Linked DNA regions of Homo sapiens: region 1 is linked to region 2. The links are chromatin loops, found by intact Hi-C in ENCODE. Cell type or tissue: GM12878. All regions are shown on one strand. Links, peaks and the distances in the headings refer to the core of each region. The heading gives the core; the rest is flanking DNA. Region 1 overlaps MEF2A (myocyte enhancer factor 2A). Region 2 overlaps MEF2A (myocyte enhancer factor 2A).

What was found. A loop is a pair of places that touch in the nucleus more often than their neighbours do. Peaks named below come from ENCODE experiments on the same cell type or tissue, not always from the same donor. Only the 100,000 strongest peaks of a DNase experiment are listed, where the experiment ranks them.
Region 1: a loop joins it to region 2, with 12 times the contacts of the local background. A loop is called at or near these places in 66 of 110 quality-filtered maps.

Annotation. Positions count from the first base shown.
Region 1 is chr15:99,568,086-99,571,019 of GRCh38, reverse strand. The region is part of intron 1 of MEF2A (myocyte enhancer factor 2A); the gene reads right to left. Among named protein-coding and RNA genes, the nearest start is that of MEF2A, 3.6 kb to the right of the region's middle. In GM12878, for the core only: no CTCF peak of the experiment used is centred there; no DNase peak of the experiment used is centred there; H3K4me3 peaks cover 1,231 bases; H3K27ac peaks cover 649 bases.
Region 2 is chr15:99,703,079-99,706,012 of GRCh38, reverse strand. MEF2A (myocyte enhancer factor 2A) reads right to left here. Exons shown (of 12, transcript NM_001319206.4): 9 at 2,628-2,651. Among named protein-coding and RNA genes, the nearest start is that of LYSMD4, 29 kb to the left of the region's middle. In GM12878, for the core only: a CTCF peak has its summit at 1,438 (motif pointing right); DNase peaks (open chromatin) are centred at 1,452 and 2,165; H3K27ac peaks cover 1,020 bases.

The DNA.
Region 1 (2,934 bases), core at 112-2,611, 130 kb after region 2:
GGAAACGGGGTTTCACCACGTTGGCCAGGTTGGTCTCAAACTCCCGACCTCAGGTGATCTGCCCGCCTCCACCTCCCAAAGTTCTGGAATTACAGGCATGAGCCACCGCGCCCAGCCAGGAAGTCTGATTTTACAGGCCAATCTTCTATCCCTTACATTACTGCCACTCTATTGATCTCATACGCCTTCAAAAGTTGTTTTTTTTTTTTTCTTTAAGAAGAAATGACATATAGATCTGAATTTTAGAAATATAATTCCAATTTCTATGTAGAAGATGGACAGCTAAGGATGAGGACGAGAGGTGAAACAGGCAAATATAGTATTAGTCAATGCAAGAGCCGCTTGTTTTATTAAGCCCAAAAGTTACAATTTCTTTTACCAGGTCGAATGGGAAGCAGCCCTTTGTTCCAAGTGTCACAAATCATGCCTCAAATGAATCCACGTCAACCTGCACATGCATGCTGCTGGTCACGCAAGTAACAAAGTAAAAATGTCCAGCTCATGCAGTATAAACTTACTGACCACTACTGAAAACCTTTCTCAAGCATATAATTTTAATAATGGTGAGAATTTTTTTAAGTCCATATATTAAAGGTTTTTGTTTTGTTTTTGCTTTGTTTCCTTTTTATGTTTTCATGTTTTCTTGTTTATTTTGTTTTTGAAGTTTGTATTTTTGTGTAAGGAAGTAAAATTAGTATTAATTCAAGACAACCATAAAAAGACATGCCCGGGTTGGTATTTACTAGAAGTTTGATTAATTAATATGTTTTTCACCCATGTTTGTTCCTCTGGCTTTTATCAACATCACTTGTTAAAATAATGATGAAGTAAATTACCTGCCTTCATACACCAATGTTTAAATATGGTATTCCACCTCACAAAGGAGCTAATATTTTTAACTCATATGCTTATGATTTCATCTCGACTAAGATAATTAATAATTAAAATATTAAATTCAGTAAATATCAATTAAATTCTGTAAATATAAATATTATTAAAGTATAAAGCATCTATATAAAAATTTAGTACTTATTAAATAAGTACCAACCTATATCGTGTGCTATGTGTAAGATTTACTAATTAACAAATGGATTTACACTCTTAATTATAATAAACTGGACACAAGGTCCATTTATTATAAGGCACACAGATAAACTATACACGAGAAAATCATTAATTTCACACCAAATCAAAGTATTTTAAAAATTACAGATTAACTAAAGTTACTTTAAAATATTAAAATAACCTTCAATATTAAAATATTTAAAAACTTTTCTTCAGAAATTAAGCTATTTTAAAATACCTATTCAAGGTAGATTACAGAAGTATTCTTCTAACTTTAAATTTCAAATACTATATCTTAGAGACCACTCCCACAGTCAATCCCTAAAAGACAGAATTCACTGAAGATTGGGAAACTATTTATATTTAACTTGAATCTTTAGAAAAATATTTGGGGAGATTATGGAGATTAGAAACAAACTATGGTTGAAGATCAAAATTCTAATGTTTTAAAACAGCCAATTAAGCGTTTTATGTATAATCTGACAATGAATTTAAGATGCTGGGATATTTTATCCAAAACAAACACATTAAGCATTCTCTATTGATACATTATACGAAATCCTTTTGGTCACAAACACTAAACGTATGGGTACTGGGCAGGGTACCTACATAATCTTCAGAGGAAAGAAGAAACAAAAGCCAGAAGGGATGCAGGGAGATCAGGCAATACGCATTTTCGCACATGAAGCTTCACGCAGTGTGTTAGAACTTTTACACTCGCTATCTCATTTAATTCCAACACGGGGCAGGTAGTGTAATTCTATCTCATTTTACAGGAGATATCTCAACTCTGTCAGCAGTGGAGCTGGATCTGAATCAAGATCTGACTACAGAGTCAAGCAGCCTTCCTTTACTGGGGCTTGCAAATCAGCATATGTTAAAAGCATTCTCTTGCACGAGGTTATCCAGCTTAAAGGGTGATCTGATTTCCATATTTACACTTATTATTTAAACATTAGGAGAGAAGGCACTCACTTCTCCATTTACTAAGAATCCACAGATTTTCTTTCTTATCTAGAAAAAAGAAATAGTGATCATTTTTGGTCCACAAATGGTTTTCTCATAGTGTCATCGCATAAAAGAAAACTTCAGCTAGACTTTGAAACATTCATATGTACCATGAGTAACCGGGGTATGGTCTGATGACAACACAGAATATGTGAAATTAGAAATGCCCCCAAATCCAGGCCCATCATCATCGTATATTACACTACATTCTTCTTGCCAGACTAAAAGCAGCAAAGGGAGGAAAAAAGATGGTTTTCCAAACTGACAAGCATGCTATTTTTCAGTAACAAATTTGTTCATGGCTTCTTCCTCCTAAATCAGAACACAAATCTACTGAAAAGATTTAGCTAGACTATTTCAAACTCCAAAATCATATTCTAATAAACATTTCCATAATTTCTTAACCACCCTCAGAATATAATTCAATATTCCTCTTTTTGGTAGCCAATTAATGGATGACACTGCTATTGCTGGAATATTAATAAAATTAATATTAACCCACAATGCATGATGGAAAAGGCAAATTGTAACGAAATTGCTTTGAAAAACATAACATCACCATTTGAAACAACTCAACCTTTTTAAGAGATTATTTCCAACTGCATTTACAAAAAAAAATCCTTGTCACACATACCCATATGAAAACAAACTCTAAGAATACAGAAGGAAATTATTCTCAAACCATAATTCAACATGGTGACATTACAATTATTTCTGGGTGTCAATAAGCTATTTTCCTTCCACTGAACACCCCCCAGAATTTAATTTTTTAAAAAACTTTTGAAGGCAAGTAAAGTGTAATTTTAACACTTTTGTTCTAATATGAAATCAAACCACAATTTTATATATAACCATAGTGTG
Region 2 (2,934 bases), core at 200-2,699:
ACTATTAAATAATCCAGTTAGTCTAAGACAGTCATTGTCCTTAACGTGTAGGAGTACGACAGAAGCAGTTTCTCGCCAAACTGGCTTAAGGTAACGGTTTTTGAAAATCAAAGATCAGAGGAACACAACAGACTCTGTGTCACTAGCACATAAGAAAGCCACAGCACAACTCTATTTGTTTTTTATAAATTATGTTACAGCCTGATAACTGACATTCGGGGGTCTGAGCCAAATCAGTAAAGTATAATTCAGTGCCTTTGAGATTATGAAGAGTTAGAATGTGATTCCATTTTCTCTATCACAATTTTCAAAAGGGTACATCAGACAAAAAGGCCTTTGGCTAGATGTAGACACTTACAAACATTCGATGAGGATCCTGATCTCAGTTTATTTCTTTTTAATTTCTACTTTCTAACCTAGGTTAGAAGATGTGAGAAAGATCATGTGGATGTGGATGTATTGCCTGAGTTTCTGTCCCAGATTCACCATTTCCTAGGCATTGGGAAAATAATTTGACCTCTCTGAACTTCTTCATTGTCAAATAAAGAAGATATAGCAATCTTTGTCCTGGCTGCCTTGCACAGCTACTGTGAGAATCAAATGAGGTTACTATGTCAGAAGTGCTTTCATAACTGAAGTACTACACAAATATAAGATAATATCCTTATTGTCCTAAGAAACCCTCTGTCCCAAATTTCTATATAACTGGTGGGAAAAAAGATACATATTTTTATTCCTTCTAATCCATAGCCTAGTCTACTGCAGCTTTCATGAAGTCAAGTTGTTCTAGTATTGCTCGGCTTCTAAAGGAATCTGTCGCTGGTCTTAACAGTACAGTCTTTAGTGCAGGCCCCAGGGCACCTGTCCTTCTGCACTTCGGATCAGAGTCATCCACAATTATACTTTAGAGCTCAAGGCAAGCTGAACAACTTTCTAAGTTGTAACGGACTGTGCTTCTGATTATATTTTGGTTCTGGCACATAAAGTTCTGCATTTTTAATTGATTAAGTTTTAAATAATATAAATGGCTGTTTATAAGTTTTTAGGTATGTATTTTAAAGTCTTCAAGGACCTAATATATTTATCTCTGAGGTTCTGTAATTACAGATGTACTCTGAGGAATGTGGAAAATCAATGTATGCCAGTTCGGAATATATTTTAGTCTCAGCATCAAGTTTATAAATTTAATGACTTTTCGAGATAGAGATCTACTTTGGACTTAATTTCTTCTTTAATATTTAGTCTGGAACTTCATAAGTCCAATCACTAGGTGAAAGAATACAGTATGACATAGTTTGGCCTGGACCCTACCTACTCCATGGCATCATCTTCATGCAATCTCCTGGCATGTCTTCAAAAGCAGTGAAGACTTCAAACACTAGTTCCACTCATCTAAGCTCCTCATCTCAACGGCACTGAGTTCTACAAGAGTGAGTGATTTTCAGAACCACAAGAGGGCAGTATAGTGCTAGATAATTCATGGACGCATTCACAACTCCTTGAACAGTGAGGTCTAACCTAAGGTGAATTATTTTAGCTTGAATTATAAACTCTCATTTACTGATCATTATGGTATCATTAAGTAAAGTGTTTCTCCAAAAGATATTCATAATATAATTCAAAACATTTACAGCTGACTAGAATATTTCAGTTGGCCAATACAAAACTACACCCAAAACTGTGAGTGATCACAAAGCTAAATAAAGAACAATCTCGTATTTTAAGGGGAACAGATAACCTTCTTTGAAAAGAAAACAAACTGTGCAAAACACACCAGCATGCATAAACATGGAATATTAAAACCAACGGATGCCTTCCTCCCCCATGCTTTCATGCACTCTTAACCTTTGTCCATGCTAAGAAACATTTTCAAGTTTTTATTCCCCTTAAAGTCCTTTAATTAGCAGCTGACTTTGAAATTATATGATGACTCCTGTGAGGTTTTGGTTTTAGTTCCTAAAGAAGAAATAGATCAACTGCAAGCTGCTTTTAGTCAAGTTTATTTTCTAGAGGAAAAGCCAACAGAAAACGTTTGTTTTGGAAAAAGGGCAATAGTTGCTTTTAAGAAAAGAGCGCCTTCTGATAGAAAAGTAAACTTATATACACATTCAATTACAGACATTCCTTTTAGTAAACAGGGAACCCCCTTGTGGTTCAGGCTGTATCATGCAGGATGAAATAATTCCAACGCTGAAAAAGGTGACCTCACCAAAAATGATGTAATCTTTTTGAAAGAGAAACAACACAACATCGTGTGTTACAATCTGAGGAACTTCGAGGGTGAAGTCATTTTCTAAAAATATTTCAATAATTTGGAGAGCTATATAAGGTATTTTGTATCTTTCCTTAAAAAAAAAATTAACAAGTATCCTATGCTCATGGACAGCTACTGTTTTTAAAGGCTCTATTCCAATGTTCCCTCCAACAAATAAAATGGGTCAACACATACAATTATAAATAGAAAAACTAGAGTCTGTAGTACCAGTAGATTGCTTTATTCAAAGTGTTTGAATAGTGTTTAAAAAAATTTGTGTAACAAAGGGAACATTGGTTAGATAACAACACGTAAGAGAATTAGTACTTTCTACATCTTTTTCAACTTCCTTCAAGCAGAAACCCACACTCACCAACTCCAATTCCTCTTCCTCCGACTGTACTCAGCACATAAGAGGGATAAGAGAGTTACTAAGACTGTTGGTACTCACAAACAAAATATTTCTTTAGAAAAAACATATTTGGACACTAGCAGCTGTCTGGAACTCTAAAGAGACGATTATATACACAACAGATAGAAATATAAATTACTTGTCTCTACTTGTTGAGTTTTCAAAAGACTAGAAAAATTATTTTAAATTCTCTAGGGCCAGTATTCAAAGACACCCTCCTACCCCAACTTGGTCTGCTCTCATGCTGGCCTCTTATACATAGTCATGC